Linked DNA regions of Homo sapiens: region 1 is linked to region 2. Evidence: chromatin loops called from intact Hi-C (ENCODE). Cell type or tissue: Panc1. All regions are shown on one strand. Links, peaks and the distances in the headings refer to the core of each region. The heading gives the core; the rest is flanking DNA.

Region 1 (8,343 bases), core at 148-8,147, 390 kb before region 2:
TAAATATTTACAAGATATAAATCAAACTGACAAACTGTGAAGTGAAATATATTCTATTCCCCTACTTTGACAGATCTACCTTCACAATGTCAAAATTGAAAAATACATTCATAGTCATGTTTTTCTGTGATTGACATTTGGAAAAATATCAAAGATTACAGAATTTCTTTATTATTGGGCATGTCTGGGTGTTCTGTTGATGGACTGGTGTTTTCACATGAGTGGTAAATTCAAAATTATTATATATTTATTCCATAAAGTTATTTTTCTTTATTTTATTTTATCTAAATCATTAATTTTGTTATCATCAAGATTTTGACATAATTTGTCTTCTATCAACAGTAAGTATCTAAAGAAAAATAAGATGTAGCTATAGTCAAATGAACAAAATTTGAATATATTTTAATCAAAAGTTCCATATGTGTTATCCAAGTTATTCATCTTCTAACACATTCAATATCACCTATCAAAATTTAAAAGCTAGGTTGAGCACGGAGTCTCACACCTGTAATCCCAGTGCTTCGGGAGGTCGAAGTGGGATGATTGCATGAGCCCAGGAGTTTGAGACCAGCCTGGCAACATGGTGATACCTTCATCTCTACAAAAAAAAAAAAAAAAAAAAAAAAAAAAAAAAATTAAATTAGTCTGGTGTGGTGGTGCATGTCTGTGGTCCCAGCTACTCAAGAGGCTGAGGTGGAAGGATTGCTTGAGCCCAGGAGGTGAAGGCTGCAGTGAACTGTGTTCGAGCTACTGCACTCCAGCCTGGGCGACAAAGCAAGACCCTGTTTCTAAAAAAAAGAAGTCAATTGCTTTTTTCCTTCTTTCTGGCATTCAAGATGTCGAAGCAAGGATGTGGTGAGTCCTCTGGTGCAAAATTCTGGATTTCCTTGGGTCTTCTGGTAGGATCCCTGATCAACAATGCTGACAATACAGGAGCCAAAAATCTGTATATCATCTCCGTGAAGAGGATCAGGGACGGCTGAACAGACTTCCCTGCCAGTGTGGGTGACATGGGGATGGCCACAGTCAAGAAAGACAAACCAGAGCTCAGAAAAAAGGTACATCCAGCAGTGGTCACTTGACAACAAAAGTCATATGGAGAAAAGACGGTGTGTTTCTTTATTTTGAAGGTAATGCAGGGGTCATAATAAAAAACAAAGACGAGATGAAGGGTTCTGCCATTACAGGACCAGTAGCAAAGGAGTGTGCAGACTTGTGGCCCCGGATTGCGTTCAATACTGGCAGCATTGCATGATTGTCTGGTATATTTGTAAAAAAAAATCCTAAAACCCATTAAAAAGTATTTGTCCTCTGCCCCCTCAAAAATAAATAAATAAATAAATAAATTTAATTAAAACATTAAGCAGAGGTGTGTTTCTTGACAAAAAATTAAAAAGCAAAAATAAATCTTATTTAATAGACTTTTTTCCTTTCTTTTTTTTTCTTTTTTTTTTTGTGAGACGGAGTCTTGCTCTGTTGCCTCGGCTGGAGTGCAGTGGTGTGATCTCGGCTCGCTGCAACATCTGCCTCCTGGATTCAAGCGATTCTCCTGCCTCAGCCTCCCGAGTAGCTGGGATTAGAGGCACCCGCCATCATGCCTGGCTAATTTTTGTAGAGACGGGGTTTCATCATGTTGGCCAGGCTGGTCTTGAACTCCTTACCTCAGGTGATCCACCAGCCTCAGCCTCCCAAAGTGCTGGGATTACAGGAGTGACCCACCACGCCCAGCCAGATTTCTTTTTTCTTTTCTTTTTTCTTTTTTTTTTTTTGAGACCAAGTTTTGCTCTTGCAGCCCAGGCTGGAGTGCAGTGGTGAGATCCCGGCTCATTGCAACCTCTGCCTCCCAGGTTCAAGCGATTCTCCTGTCTCAGCCTCCCGAGTAGCTGGAACTACAAGCGCACACCACCAACCCGGCTAATTTTTTTGTATTTTTAGTAGAGATGGGGTTTCATCATGTTGACCAGGCCAGTCTCAAACTACTGGCTTCAGGTGATCTGCGCACCTCGGCCTCCCAAAGTGCTGGGATTACAGGCAAGAGCCACCGAGCCCAGCCTAAACATCAAATATTGAAAATAAATTATTTAGGGCCGGGCACAGTGGCTCACGCCTTTAACTACTGATACACTGTTGTGTGTTCAAACTGTGTTCACATAAGGCAAACGCCAAGCTGTAACCAATTCAGCTGTTTCTTTTTCTTTTTTTTTTGAGGCAGGGTCTCACTGTCGCCCAGGCTGGAGTGCAGTGGCGCAATCTCGGCTCATTGCAAGCTCCGCCTCCCAGGTTCACGCCATTCTCCTGCCTCAGCCTCCCGAGCCGCTGGGACTATCAGGCGCCCGCCACCACGCCCAGCTAATTTTTTTTGTATGTTTAGTGGAGACGGGGTTTCACCGTGTTAGCCAGGATGGTCTCGATCTGCTGACCTCGTGATCTGCCCGCCTTGGCCTCCCAAAGTGCTGGGATTACAGGCGTGAGCCACCACGCCCGGCCAATTCAGCTGTTTCTGTACAATTGCTTGAACCTGGGAGGTGGAGGTTGCAGTGAGCTGGGATCGCACCACTGCACTCCAGCCTGGGTGAGAAGGGCAAAACTCTTGAGTCACTGCTCCAGCTACTCCTACCCTGTCTCAAAAAATTTTTTTGTGTCTCAAAAAAAAAAAAAAAAAGAAGTACAGAGTCCTCAGGCCATGTTTAGTTTGCTTTAACAATATAGAAATCAGGCCAGGCGCGGTGACTCACACCTGTAATCCCAGCACTTTGGGAGGCCGAGACGGGCGGATCACGAGGTCAGGAGACCGAGACCATCCTGGCTAACACGGTGAAACCCCATCTCTACTAAAAAATACAAAAAATTAGCCGGGCGCGGTGGCGGGTGCCTGTAGTCCCAGCTACTCGGGGGGAGGGGGGGAGGCGGGGCGCTGAGGCAGGAGAATGGTGCGAACCCGGGAGGCAGAGCTTGCAGTGAGCCGAGATCGCGCTACTGCAGTCCGGACTGGGTGAAAGAGCGAGACTCCGTCTCAAAAAAACAAAAACAAAAACCAAACAATATAAAAATCAGTATTACATTTCACTGGCGTTATGTCTAAAGTCACACACGTAGAAATTTAATGGTAATTTGAATTGCTTAATATTGCAAAAGTACTGTAAATTGCTGCAACTACTTTACGAATTCTTCCTGCCTCCAAAACATGATTTGAAACAGGAAGGGAAGAAAATGGAAACCTGGTACTGAGAAATACTTTATTATGCAAGAATATACTGCATTCCTCCTATTCGAAAGGAAGGACCTGAGAGGTAACTTTTCTTGTTTAGTACCCAGTTGCTGCTGCTCAAATCCTCCCTGCACTTGGAAGCAGTGAGTCTCTGATTTTGTCAGTGACATAACCCACAATTTAACCCACGAACCTCACCTCTCCAAAACGTAGGTGCTTTTGTACATGGAAATGTTACAAAATAAATTTTAACACATTGAAAGCTAGTGTTTATCCATGTGGTCAAATTGACTTATTTTGTATAGACCTCAGAATAAAACTTGATCTCAGTCTCAAGGAATGTCCTCTAAGGCCACAGACTGTGTGCAAGTTGTGCCATCAGCAACCCTAGGGGTCACTATTCACAGGGTAGTATATTTGATATTTTTAAATGATAATTTTCCAGCAGATGGCAGTAAATTGTCTGGAAGAAAGGTAACCTTTAAAAAATTCTCACAAAGGTATTATATAGGCTAGCTGCTATGTTGGATCATTCCTCTCCCCAGAGGTAATCTCTTATAAAAGTTTGAATTTGTCCTTCTAGACCATATATTCACATACATAAATATATGTACATAGAAAAATAGAAATTTTATTATTTTAAAACTTTTTGAGAGGCTTTGGCAGGAAGATCACGAGGCCAGGAGGTCGAGACCAGCCAGGGCAATGTAGTGAGATGCCACTGTCTCTACCAAAAAAAAAAAAAATTAAAAACAAAAAACAATAAGTAAATAAATAACTGAAAAAAAACTTTTAAAATATAAACAGTAGTGAGGCAGAATAGGGTCTGGAGGCAGGGAACCTAAGGCCGATTCATACTGACTTCCTAGAACTAAATCAAAAGGAAAACCCCAACTTTCAACACCTAAGTATCAAAATGACCAAACGCTACTCCCTTTGCAAACCACCCCTGTCCCCCACTTTCTGCTTGGCAGATGGAAAACTGAAAGTACCTCTGATTGGTTGCTTTGAGCAACCAATCAGATGTTTGCATAGGAGTGTAACTTTGTAATTTCACTTTAGCCTCTGATTGGTTGCTTTCTGCAACCAATCAGCCCGATCGTGGGCCACTACTTTATTTGCATGAGGTATCCACCAAATGGCCAATGGAAAACCTCTAGAGGATGTTTGGACCCCAGAAGATCCTGCAATCAGGGCCCTTGAGTCACTGCTCCAGGTACTCCTACCCTGTGGAGTGTACTTTCATTTCCAATAAATCTCTGCTTTCCTTGCTTAATTCTTTCCTTGCTTTGCTTTGCATTTTGTCTAATTCTCTGTTCAAAACGCCAAGAACCTGACAATTTGCAGTCAAGACCCTGCACCTTTAACAAGTAGCGCACTATATTTTCTATCTTGCCTTTCTCAGTATGCCTTAAAGATCTTTCAATGTAACCATATGTAACCCTGGAACTAGACCAATCTGGTTCAACTTTGTCAGCAACAAAATGTAACAAAATGATGAGTTGTTTCTCAGCTCCTAAGGACACCCAGGTTGCAAGTCACCTAACCTGAGTATGGCCAGAAGAATCAAGCAGGCCCAGGTCCTGACCTCAGAGCCAGCTGGAATGAAAAAACCAACCACAGGCAGAATCTAAGTGCTTTGGATCAAGCAACAGAGACCACATTAAAAAGCAAGGGTTGCCCTGTTTTGTTGGAGTATGGACTTTTCTAAAAGTTGAGGACCCAACATGACCCCATTGCATGATCTCATCAGATCACTGCTTCTTTGCATGAACCTAATCAGGTCACACCTTTATCTCATCTTCCTATATCCTCCATTGTTCCCCTTTGCCCATAAAACCTGCCCCAGACCCCTGCTTGAGAGACAGATTTGAGAATTGCCTCCTGTCTCCTTGCCAGTCAAGTTGCAATGAAGCTTTTTCTTTTCTCAAAAGTCAATGCCATATCGGCTTCTATGTGTGTTGAGCAGCTAGCCCTTGCTAATTTTAAAATCTGATGTATGATATTCCACACTATGAATATACTATGGATTATTTAAACATTTCTGTATTGGTGAACATTTAACTTGCTTCCAGTTTTTTGCTGTTACCAACCATGCTGCAGTGTCTACCCTTGTACATATCTTCTCAGGCACATGCGTGAGGGCTTCTGTAGGAGAGATACTAAGAGGTAGTATTGCCGGGCCATAAGGCACATATGAGTTTAGTTTTGATAGTGAGGTAGGAGGTGGGACTCAACTCTGGAGGAAGGGCTTGGACACCAGACCAAATTGAGGACTAGCTTAAACAGGGCCAGGGTGGAAGCAGCTTTCCATAAGACATACCCACCGGTGTGCCATTGCAGTTTACCGTTGCTATGGCAACATTCAGAAGTTACCTTCCCTTTCCATAGCAATGACTCGATGACCTGGAAGTTACCATGCTTTTCCTAGAAATTTCTGCATCAACTCCCCCTTAATTTGCATGTAATTAAAAGTGGGTATAACTATGCCTGCTGAACTACCTCTGAGCTGCTATTCTGTACACACAGCCTATGGGGTAGCCCTGCTCCACAGTTGCGGTTGTACACTGCTGCTTCAATAAAAGTTGCTGTTTAACACTACCAGCTCACCCTTGAATTCTTTCCTGGGTGAAGCTAAGAACCCTCCCACGCTAAGCCGCGATTTTGGGGCTTGCCTGTCCTTTCAATAGGACATTGCTAAATTGCTCTCTAGAATTGCTTTTCCAGGTTGGGCGCAGTGGCTCACATCTGAAATCCCAGCACTTTGGGAGGCTGAGGCAGGCAGATCACCTGAGGTCAGGTGTTCAAGACCAGCCTGGCCTACATGGCAAATCCCTGTCTTTACTAAAAATACAAAAATTAGCTGGGCATGGTGGCCTATGCCTGTAATCCCAGCTACTTGGGTGGCTGAGGCAGGAGAATCGCTTGAACCTGGAAGGTGGAGCTTGCAGTGAGCCGAGATCGCGCCACTGCACTCCAGCCTGGGTGCAGAGCGAGACTTTGTCTCAAAAATAAAATAATAATAAATAAATTTTAAAAATTGCTTTTCCAATTTATACTCTCACGAGCAAAGCATGAAACTACCTGTTGTCAATATATGATATTCTCAATGCAAAAATTTTTTGACTTGGCTGGGTGTGGTGGATCATGCCTGTAATGCCAGTGCTTTGGGAGGCTGAAGTGGGAGGATTGCTTGAAGCCAGGGGTTCGAGACCAGCCTGGGCAATATAGTGAGACCCTATCTCTATAAAAAAAAAACAATAAAAATTAAAAAAATTTTTTGGGCTGGAGTCAGTGGCTCACACTGTAATATTGGCATTTTGGAAGGCTGAAGTGAGTAGATTGCTTGAGCCCAGGAGTTTGAGATCAGCCTGTGCAACATGGTAAAACCCCATCTCTATGAAAAATCCAAAAAATTAGCCAAGTGTAGTGGTGTGCACCTGTAGTTCCAGCTACCCAGGAGACACATGGAAGAGTCACCTGAACCTGGGAGGTTGAGGTTGCAGTGAGCCATCATCACACCACTGCACTACAGCCTGGGCAACAGAGACAGAGTGAGACCCTGTCTCAAATATTTTTTTTACTAAACTGTTGGGAAATGGATTCTCCTTTTATGTTTATTAGTTATTGGTACTTCCTCTTTTGTGAGCTGTCTGTTTCTATTGAATGGGTTAAGAATATGACACCCCTGGCTGGGCGTGGTGGCTCATGCAAATCCAAGCACTTTGGGAGGCCGAGGCCGGAGGATCATTTGAACTCAGGAGTTCAAGACCAGCCTGGGCAACATGGCAAGACCCTATCTCTACAAAAAAAAAAGGCTGGGCATGATGGCACACGCCTTCAATCCCAGCACTTTGGGAGGCCAAGGCAGGATGATCACCTGAGGTCAGGAGTTCAAGACCAGCCTGGCCAACCTGGTGAAACCCCATCTCTACTAAAAATACAAAAATTAGCCAGGTGTGGTGGTGGGCACCTGTAATCCCAGCTACTCCGGAGGCTGAGCCAGGAGAATTGCTTGAACCTGGGAGGGGGAGGTTGCAGTGAACTGAGATTGCACCATTGCACTCCAGCCTTGGCAACAGATCAAGACTCTGTCTCAAAACAAAACAAACAAACAAAAATTATCCGGGCATGGTGGTTTGTGCCTGTAGTCCCAGCAACTTGGGAGGCTAAGGTGGGAGGATCACTTGAGCCTGGGAGGTCAAGGTTGCAGTGAGCCATAATTGTGCCACTGCACTCTAGTCTGAGTGACAGAGAAAGACCCTGTCTCAAAGAAAAAAAAAAAAGAATACGACCTTCATTCAGTTTCTTAAAAGCAGGAGATGAAATTCTCATGTGAAAGATGCAGCATTTTTTTGGGAGGCTGAGGTGAGAGGATTGTTTGAGTCCAGCCTGGGGAACATAGCAAGATCTTGTCTCTAAACAAACAAACAAACAAACAAACGAAACCCCCCAAAACCCCCACAGCATTCTTTTTTTTTTTTTTTTTGAGACAGAGTCTCCCTCTGTCACCCAGGCTGGAGGGCAGTGGCGCGATCTCGGCTCACTGCAAGCTCCGCCTCCCAGGTTCACGCCATTCTCCTGCCTCAGCCTCCCAAGTAGCTGGGACTACAGGTGTGCACCACCACACCTGGCTAATTTTTCTTTGTATTTTTTAGTAGAGACGAGGTTTCACCGTGTTAGCCAGGATGGTCTTGATCTCCTGACCTCATGATCCTCCTGCCTCGGCTGGGACCTCCCAAAGTGCTGGGACCACAGGCATGAGCCACTGCACCTGGCCACCCCCGCAGCATTCTTATCAAGGATAGAAAGTTGAGACTGAGAAACTTCTGTACAGACCTTGTTAAAATAACTTTAACTGCTTCTGGGTCTTCATTTCCTTATGGGGGCTCCCATGCCATGTAAAACTTGTATTAAATAAACTTGCATGCTTTCATCCTGTTAATCTGTCTTACGTCAATTTAATTCTCCAGCCCAGCCTAAAAGAGGACAGAGGTGGAGTTTTGCTGCCCCTACAATACCTTCAGTGCTTGTCTCTTTGTGTATATAGATATATATATTTGTGTATATAAATAAAATATTTATAAATATTTATTTATGTACTATACTCTATTTTCTGTATAAATATATAGAAA
Region 2 (8,343 bases), core at 21-8,020:
ATTCAGCCTGTTTCCTAATCGGGAAAATGGTAATGAATAACAGAACTTACTTCATAGGGTTGTTATAAGAATTGAATGAAAAGTGCACAGCATGACAAATAGTAAACACTCAGTAAATGTTAGCTATTACTATTACTAGTCTGACTTAAACTGTTATCATCACATTTGATGTGATAAAGAACACAAGGTTTTCTAAATAGACTCCCATGGGAGCTGGGAGGGGAGGGTAGTAGATGAGAATCTGCTTATTTGTTGGAATTTTCTCCTCCACGAAAGCAGCTGTCTTTAACCAGCATACACTAGTGTCATTAATTTTCTCCTTTGAGAGTACCTGTGTGACACTTTCCTCAAACAAGAAGTAAATTGCAGTTCAAGCTACAAAATGGCACCTGCTTTTACTCTAGCAGGAGTGATATTTTTATATTAGAAAGTTGAGGCCAATAAACAGAAAACAGACAAGGGCTGTGCTATATTGCCTCTCCGAGTAATGGATAACAAAAAAGAAAACTGAAAAGAAAAAAAAAAAAAAAAAAGAGGAGAGAAACCTAGGGAAACACCTTCCAAAGTTCCAGCATTAAGAAAGGTACTTAAGAGATGGGCTTTGGGAGCAGTTTCTATATTCACGCCTTTGCACATAGTCAAGTGTTTTGGCTTGCTCAACTTCCAGCCCCTCTCTCAACACTGAAGACCTAAACTGAGCAGTGGTATGACTAAGGCGACTTTCTGCATTTACAGTTCCTTTCATTTTGGGGACTCAAAGCACTCAAGTTAACATAATCATACAACTTTAAATAAACAGGGAGTAAAAGTTAACAAAAAGGACAAAAGCTAAATTATGATTAGATTTGGCAGCAACTGTGAAACTTCCCACTTACTTGCACAAATTTTTGATCTGCCCAAGGCGACAGCTAGAATGCTTTCAAGATCAGATGCAGGAAAGGCTTCTCTGATATTACGCAAGTGGAATGCAGGGCAGCAGTGATTTGAGATGTTTCACTGGAAAGTGAAAGTAGATCACTTGCCCCAAGCTGCCCGAGGAGGCACCTGTGCCTCTTATTTGAGGTCACAACACTGAACACAAGGGAAGAAAGGAAGGAAACATCTAAGGACAATGTACCACAACTCAACTTTCTTATTATTCACAATCTCACTCAATTCTGTTATAACAATAAAATCCAATCTACTTGTTGATAGTATTATGGGATATACTAACTGTATAAAGGCATTTTCTCTACCAGGTTTACTAGTCAAGCTCTTTTCTTCTTAAATCTCATGTCTTGAGATATTGTGGGGTGCCAAATCAGTTAATTAACAAATATTTACTGGATCCACACCATATAATGTGTACCATGCTGGCAATAAATAATATGTTTGTGTATAAGTAATGGTAGAACAGATTCTACTAGCAGAAACAAGAAAAAGCCCCTCAAACATAGCATTAATGAAATGTCATTCCATGCTACTGTGATCATATGATTTTTAAAGTATTTATCTCATCATAAAATAGTATGCTATCAGAGGTTCTAACAGATATTCTGGAAGAACTCAACTATAAAGCAGTAGGCGTATAATAAACTGGCTAAAGCTGAGATGTCTAGAAATCTCTTGTTCCCAATCCAGAGTATAAACTGTTGTGCATTTGAGTATATATTAAACTTGTATAATAATATTTTAACAATGTAGTACTTATTGTTTCTCTGTATTTTTGAATACTAAGTATATTACTATAAATAAGATCATATTCATCAAATGTTTTTATTTTATATATATATACAGTGTACACACACACACACACACACAAAGTATTCTTTCAACCTTTGAGTGAAGCTGTGTTTTCCATGGCTTGATCATGTTTTGATCTCCACTCTTCACCACCTCTTTCTTTACCATGTGGATTGCTTTCAATAGTCATGAACCTACTGAACTCAAGAGAAGCAAAAGTGATCTCTATATGGTGTGTGTCTATAACTCCAACAAATGAAATACAAATGACTGATTTATCTGAAATTTAGAACTTTAAAAATTCTCACAATGCTTCACTCAGTCTCACTGATGAAGTTCAAGCTCTTAAACAACATGTATATTAGGGTTAATTTTCTTCTAATGGCTGAACTGCAAATCTGAATTCATAATATCTAACTCAGTTCTATTTTAAATTATGACCCTGGATAGTACCAGTCTATGAATAAGTAGCAAGTAGTAGAGTGCAGAAATTACATGAAATTATATAAAAAGTAGAAATCATAAGAACTAAGAGTGAGCCTTTGTACACATTTAAGAAACAGTTGAATGGATGCCCTACTCTTTGTGCAAGGCTATATTCAAAGTGGTTGTGTAATGATAGCAAAAAGTGAAACAAAACAAAACATGAAACAAAAACGAAACCCCATATATATGGATTTCACCTACACATGGTTGAAAAGTGATTTCTTTTTCCCATGGTCCTATAATACTTTATGTAATTATCTGTAATTAAATTAGCACACAGTAAAAATAATCAGCTTCCAATAAAATAAAGTATTCAAAACAATTGCTGGACTAAATGACATTCTTTTTCTATGAAAGAAAGTGTCATATGCAGCAAAGTGGCAAAAATAGAACGGAGTGAGCTGTGTTAAGTGTAAATCCTAAAGCAATGAAAGTCATTTGTATTATCCTTACTTCTTTGAATAAATTCAGATGACAGCCCTATTTCATTTCTTCATTCAGTTTGGCGGCCAGATGGCATTAGAATCATTTACTTCACCTTGTTGTGCTTAATTACTACAATCAACACACTATTTTCCAAATTAATCATAACAAAGTAATTTCATTAGTAACACAGCAGGCTGTTGAATTATTAGCATCATAACAGTTTGCAAACAATTAAACTTTATTTGAACCTTAAAAATTTGCAGAGTGGAACATTATTGTAAGATCTAATGGCAATAGAGTACAAATTCAGTACAGAGCAAATAATCAAGCAAAATGCTATATAAAATATGACTTACAATCACCTTTGAAAAAAATTAGCTCTCTAACTGTTCACAGAAAAACAAATAAAAGCTAAGCAAACATAATGAGACCATAGCAATTAGCATATTTTCTAACAAGCCATGTTGTTTAAATTTATATTAATGATATTATTATGATCTTGAAGAGTATGTGATATATTGTCAAGGGTGTAAAGAAAACTCTCCCTGGTTTGTATACAAATGATTTCATCAAATGAATATAAAGCAGTCATGAATTGAAAGTAATGATTATTTGTCCTGTCACTCCAGTTTTAAGTCTTTTCTTTCCTTTCTTATGTCTCCCACCTATATTCAAGTTTTAAAAGAACAAAGGCCGGTGGAGATCTGAACAGAAATAACACCTTATTTCTGTATTGTCACTGTTCACGAGACTATCTGGCTTGGAACTGTTGGTCATCAGTTGGCAAAGGACTCCCTCTCCTGGATTAACTGTAAAAGGAGGCAGAAATCTAGATGCTTTCCATCATGGGCGAGTTTGTGCCATGGGGGAAGGGTTTCAAGAGGTTTTGTCTGCAATGAAAAGCTGCTGCCATCTACTGGCCTAGGACTAAAAACTTCTTTTCAACCCAAAGCACAAACCCAAATCCACAAAGGCTACATTGTCATGGGAAACAACGGCTTTTGCTTTTCAGCTGCTCAAGTTTTGAAAACCAGTCCACTAAAGTCGTCTTTGGTTGTCTAACTTTTGCCAAGATAATTTCAGTCTATTTCAATGGCACTATATGAGGAAAAGGTAAGAACTGCACAAATGTAACTTCTGAAAACTTTAACTTCACAATGTCTCTCTATATAAACTTGTTTACTCACAATCCCTAAAATCAAATTTCTTTTTTTTTTTCACATTTGAGATTGGATGATCATGATATTGAGGGGGTAATGGTAAAGCAGACCCTCTCAAACACTGCTTATAAACAGTTTTACACAAATAATGGAGATTTTAAAATATTACCAGCTCAGATACATGTTTAGAATCTTTATAAAGCAAAGATATTGAAAAGTTCCATAAAGATAATACCTGATAGGTAATGATTCAATATTAGGAGTTTATGTGTAGTCCAAATAATTATCTAACCAGCAATGCATTTTGACATATGTTAAGGCTACATTGGTATCTCATAGGTATTTTAAACACCTCTGATTTCAAATATACATGAAAAGGTAATTATATGATTCTACAAATCTTGCTCAGGCAGCACAGAGTATAACTCAAATGTCAGGCTAACACTACCTTTCTACTCACCTGTTGGTACATGCTACCACTGGGATTTCTACACTCTCCTCTGCAAACCCTTCCTTTCTTTTCAGTGCTCTGAGAAGTATATAGAAAAGCCTCAAATCTGCTGTTCTGCAGTGGGATGTAAATAGTATAGCAATAAGGCAAGATAAGAGAGTGCTTGGTTATGCCTTTTTACTTTGAGAATACACTGAGATTCTGTTTTTTTTTTTTTTTTTTTCTGAGATGGAGTCTCACTCTGTCGCCCAGGCTGGAGTGCAGTGGCGCGATCTTGGCTCACTGCAACCTCTGCCTACCTTGTTCAAGCAATTCTCGTGCCTTGGCCTCCCAAGTAGCTGGGACTGCAGGTGAACATTACCACACTTGGCTAATTTTTAGTAGAGACAGGGTTTCACCATGTTGGCCTGGCTGGGAGATTCTTTATACCATTTTGTTAGTGGTAGGGTGGTATTTCTTAGGAATTTTTTGTTTCATTAAATTTAAACAAAAGTACAGTAGAAAATGTTGCCAGGCCCATCATCGCACCAGGATATTTGTACGGTAAAATGCTTTGCATGAGTCATACTTCTGGTACGCACTTCTGTTGCAGGTGACAGCACACTGCCATTTGCAACTTCATCATTTTTTCTTTCTTGCGGCTGTACTTAATAGGAATTAAATGTGTGAAAATAAATAATAACAATAAAGTTATCTATAAAGTTTGAACATTCTTTAGCATTCTTTGTTTAGCAACCACATTCTTCAGCATCTACCAAAAAAAACTCGCATGATACACTAAATTTAAAATGCTATGAAATTATACATTACTCTCTAAAAATAATTGATGTCCAATGATTAAGAAACATTACAAATCACACCAGAAGTAGCAATAGTAGCATACTATGCTATAGTAGACTATATGTTACGTATAAAATAGTGATGAATTCTTCACACAAATCAAATGGGTAAATAAAAACTATAATTATTTCTTTGCAAAATAGCAACAGGTATAACTTAACTGGTTGCATCTAATTTACATTAATATCCTTCATTTAATTTCACATCAGAGGAATATTTTAATGAGCGACTGCATAAAATAACAGTCAAAGATAAGTAATGTTTAATAAAACAAGGAGAGGTTAGGAGCTGTCACTCGTGCTTTCATGACGCTTCTAAATCCAAAGCATTTGCAGACAAGCAGAAGAATTTTCCTTTTCTGCAGGAGAAAGGGAAAGCTGCATTTTAATTTTTGATTCAGCTGAAACTTGATTTTTCCTGCTTAAAAAAATTACACTTTTAGCCAAGGAAAAATGTATTTTTACTCAACATTTTGTCAATTCAACTCTTCAGAAAGGCCATAAAAAGTGGTATTTTACTGAAAAGGAGGAAGTTTGGGAAAACAGCTGGTTACTATCAAAAGAACTTTCTCTAAATAATCTATTCATTTCCAAAGTAAATTCCATAAAGTTTTTATTTTAAAAATTCTTATTTTAAAAATTAAACCAGATCAAACAAAACAAAAAAGATTTCGGGGCACAATCTTTGTGTTATCAGAAAACTCTAAAGACTTTTAAAAAGGCAAAGACTCATAACGAAGAGACCAAGAGAACATATGAGCTATTACAGAATATTGGATTAAAATGTACTTACCCAGGACTCTCAAATATCATACATCTCCATTATGTAGGCTTTAGGCACCAAGCCAATGGCTCCCTTCATTTCTCCTACCCACCAGCCATATCTATTGTATTCCTAATTGAAAACAATATGCAATATTAACCTTTAGACTGGTGTAAGTACAATGTCGTTTGTATGCAACTTCTTAGAAATGTTATTTCTATTTATAAAGTTAAAAGAGCTTGAGCTGCAAATGTAAACATTTTCATCTTTTTGTTTCTGGACACTTTAAAATGCTGTTAGGCAACGATTTAAATTAAGGTATAACACAAAGCCTGTTTATTATTGGGCACAGAACACAGAAACAATCACTCATGATGAAAACCTAGAAAATGAAACTACCTCAGGAAGCCTTCTCTCGGGGACACTCTCTCTCTCCACAGAGCCTGGGGATACCTTTCATGTGTAAGAGGCTATAGAAGGTTAAAGCCAGGATCCTTAAGCTATTATATTTGCCTTCAAGAAGCTTATCATCTAGCAAGGATAAAATAATTTTTTTTACAATAAACTACTTATTTCTTAAACTTATATGACCTAAAATGATTTAGAATGTTGATAGATGTGTGCCCCTTCTTAAGAAAATCTAATATACACACTTTAACAGATAAATTAGAGAATACGGAAACACTAATAATACCAAAAAACTGCTTAAAAAATAATTCACAAATAGGTTCCTTTAAAATAGTTTCCCTAAGGCATTTATTATTCCTTTATTATTGACCATAAACTACCTTAGATAAAGAATAGGTAGAAGGAATTTAAAGGTGCTGTTAGAGTCACCCTTATAGTGGAAGATCAATAGGAAATAAAAGTATCTCAAGGTATAAAGGCAAAATATTAATCTACCTCTAAAACAGAGTGGTCGATGAGTCACTTTTGCATTTACTTTGCAACTTGAGATAAACAAACCTATACCTCCTTTTCTCCCACTTTTTCCTCCTTTGACAGATACACCACTGCTTTAGGCATTGTGAATACTCCATAACCGGTCTCATATGTCTGCCAGATTGACTAATGTATTTTTATCTCAAATTTATTTATGTGTAGTGAGATACAAACAAAGTAAAATGAATTTCAAGTTTCAAGAATAATATCTTCCAAAAGCAATACTCTTCACAAGCATTGTAGTGCTCAAATTTAATTTTTCATATAAGATAAATTTTCAAAATCAATCCCAAAAGTAATTTAATAGGTTATGATTTTCCAGCATCTGAGTCATAGATAAATGTGCATATGTATATTGAGTTATATGTGGGGAGGGAATGTTAATACTAGTACAGACTTAATATTTGTATTGATTAGTATGCTATTGACCATCAGAAAGGAAAATTATGCAATTCTTTAATACAAATGTAGCATTACATTAGCGTGTATGTATTGATATGTAGTCTATCAATAGAGAGATTATAGGATAAAATCCATAGGCACTTTTTCAAACAGTGGGCAGTATCAGGATTAGGTTTATTGGAAGAACAAAGTGGAGGGGGAGAGGGGAGAAAAGACCACTCCTGCTATTGTTATTCTATTGAGGGCACAGCTCTGGCTTGTGAGGCAGTAAACTCAAGATTTTAAGTTTTAAACTTTTAAAGTTCATTGATAGTGTGAACTTAGTGGACGAAGCTGTATAAGGAACGAGGATACTCTGATGCCCAGAACCCAATGATGGCTATAATCTATGTAGGACATATTTATCAGAAGAAAATACTAACTTACTGAAAGTCATGATTAGCAACGATTATATCTTAATAGGTACCTAATAAAACTACCCTTTTCTATTTTTAAGGCAATGAATACAATTAAAGCCTAATGCTTAAAAAAACACACGTACTTAACGTTCCACAGACTACTGTAAGATTTCAAAGTGGATAATTAACAGGGTAGGTCTGAGTGTTAAAGCTCTTATTCAATGCCAATATAAGATTTTTGAAACTGATTATTTGGAATGAGAAAAGGAACTAGCCCCCTGCTCCCCAGTGACAGACATAGAAAACATTCAGTGAGAAGACATATTATTGGCATAAACTTGCTTCCAGAGAATGGCCCTCAATCTGGGGGTCAATGCTTAGATTCAAATTACAAGACAGAAAGTTATTACTTTATAATATTCTACTTTGGTCATAGTCTATGCTATCAACTAAAGGCATGTTATCATTTTCAAAAAGTTACTCACACCCAAATTTAAGAAATTAGTTCCCAAGAAATCACATCAACAAGGGCAGACTTCACAGTTGAGAGAATTCTGTGCTATGGTAGAACAGGAAGATTTATTAACTAGAAAGCATAGTGGTAAACAGCAGGGAGGAGCTTAATCAACTATAAACAAATCCCTTAAAAGTTATACTCTAGGGAGAAAAAAGGTTTAGACTAAAATAATCTTAAATGCTTCACTTAATTTAAAATAATTGAAAAACATAGGAAACATACACTTGATAAAAATAC

Evidence for each region. Hi-C counts contacts between places; a loop is a spot of excess contacts. Peaks named below come from ENCODE experiments on the same cell type or tissue, not always from the same donor. Only the 100,000 strongest peaks of a DNase experiment are listed, where the experiment ranks them.
Region 1: a loop joins it to region 2, with 6 times the contacts of the local background. A loop is called at or near these places in 9 of 110 quality-filtered maps.

The regions. Positions count from the first base shown.
Region 1 is chr7:26,275,359-26,283,701 of GRCh38, forward strand. It overlaps the pseudogene RPL23P7. Among named protein-coding and RNA genes, the nearest start is that of SNX10, 12 kb to the right of the region's middle. In Panc1, for the core only: CTCF peaks have their summits at 3,573 and 3,774; no DNase peak of the experiment used is centred there.
Region 2 is chr7:26,664,214-26,672,556 of GRCh38, forward strand. SKAP2 (src kinase associated phosphoprotein 2) reads right to left here. Exons shown (of 13, transcript NM_003930.5): 12 at 5,878-5,979; 13 at 2,855-5,443. The coding sequence ends at 5,887. Among named protein-coding and RNA genes, the nearest start is that of LINC02860, 31 kb to the left of the region's middle. In Panc1, for the core only: a CTCF peak has its summit at 3,514 (motif pointing left); a DNase peak (open chromatin) is centred at 3,498.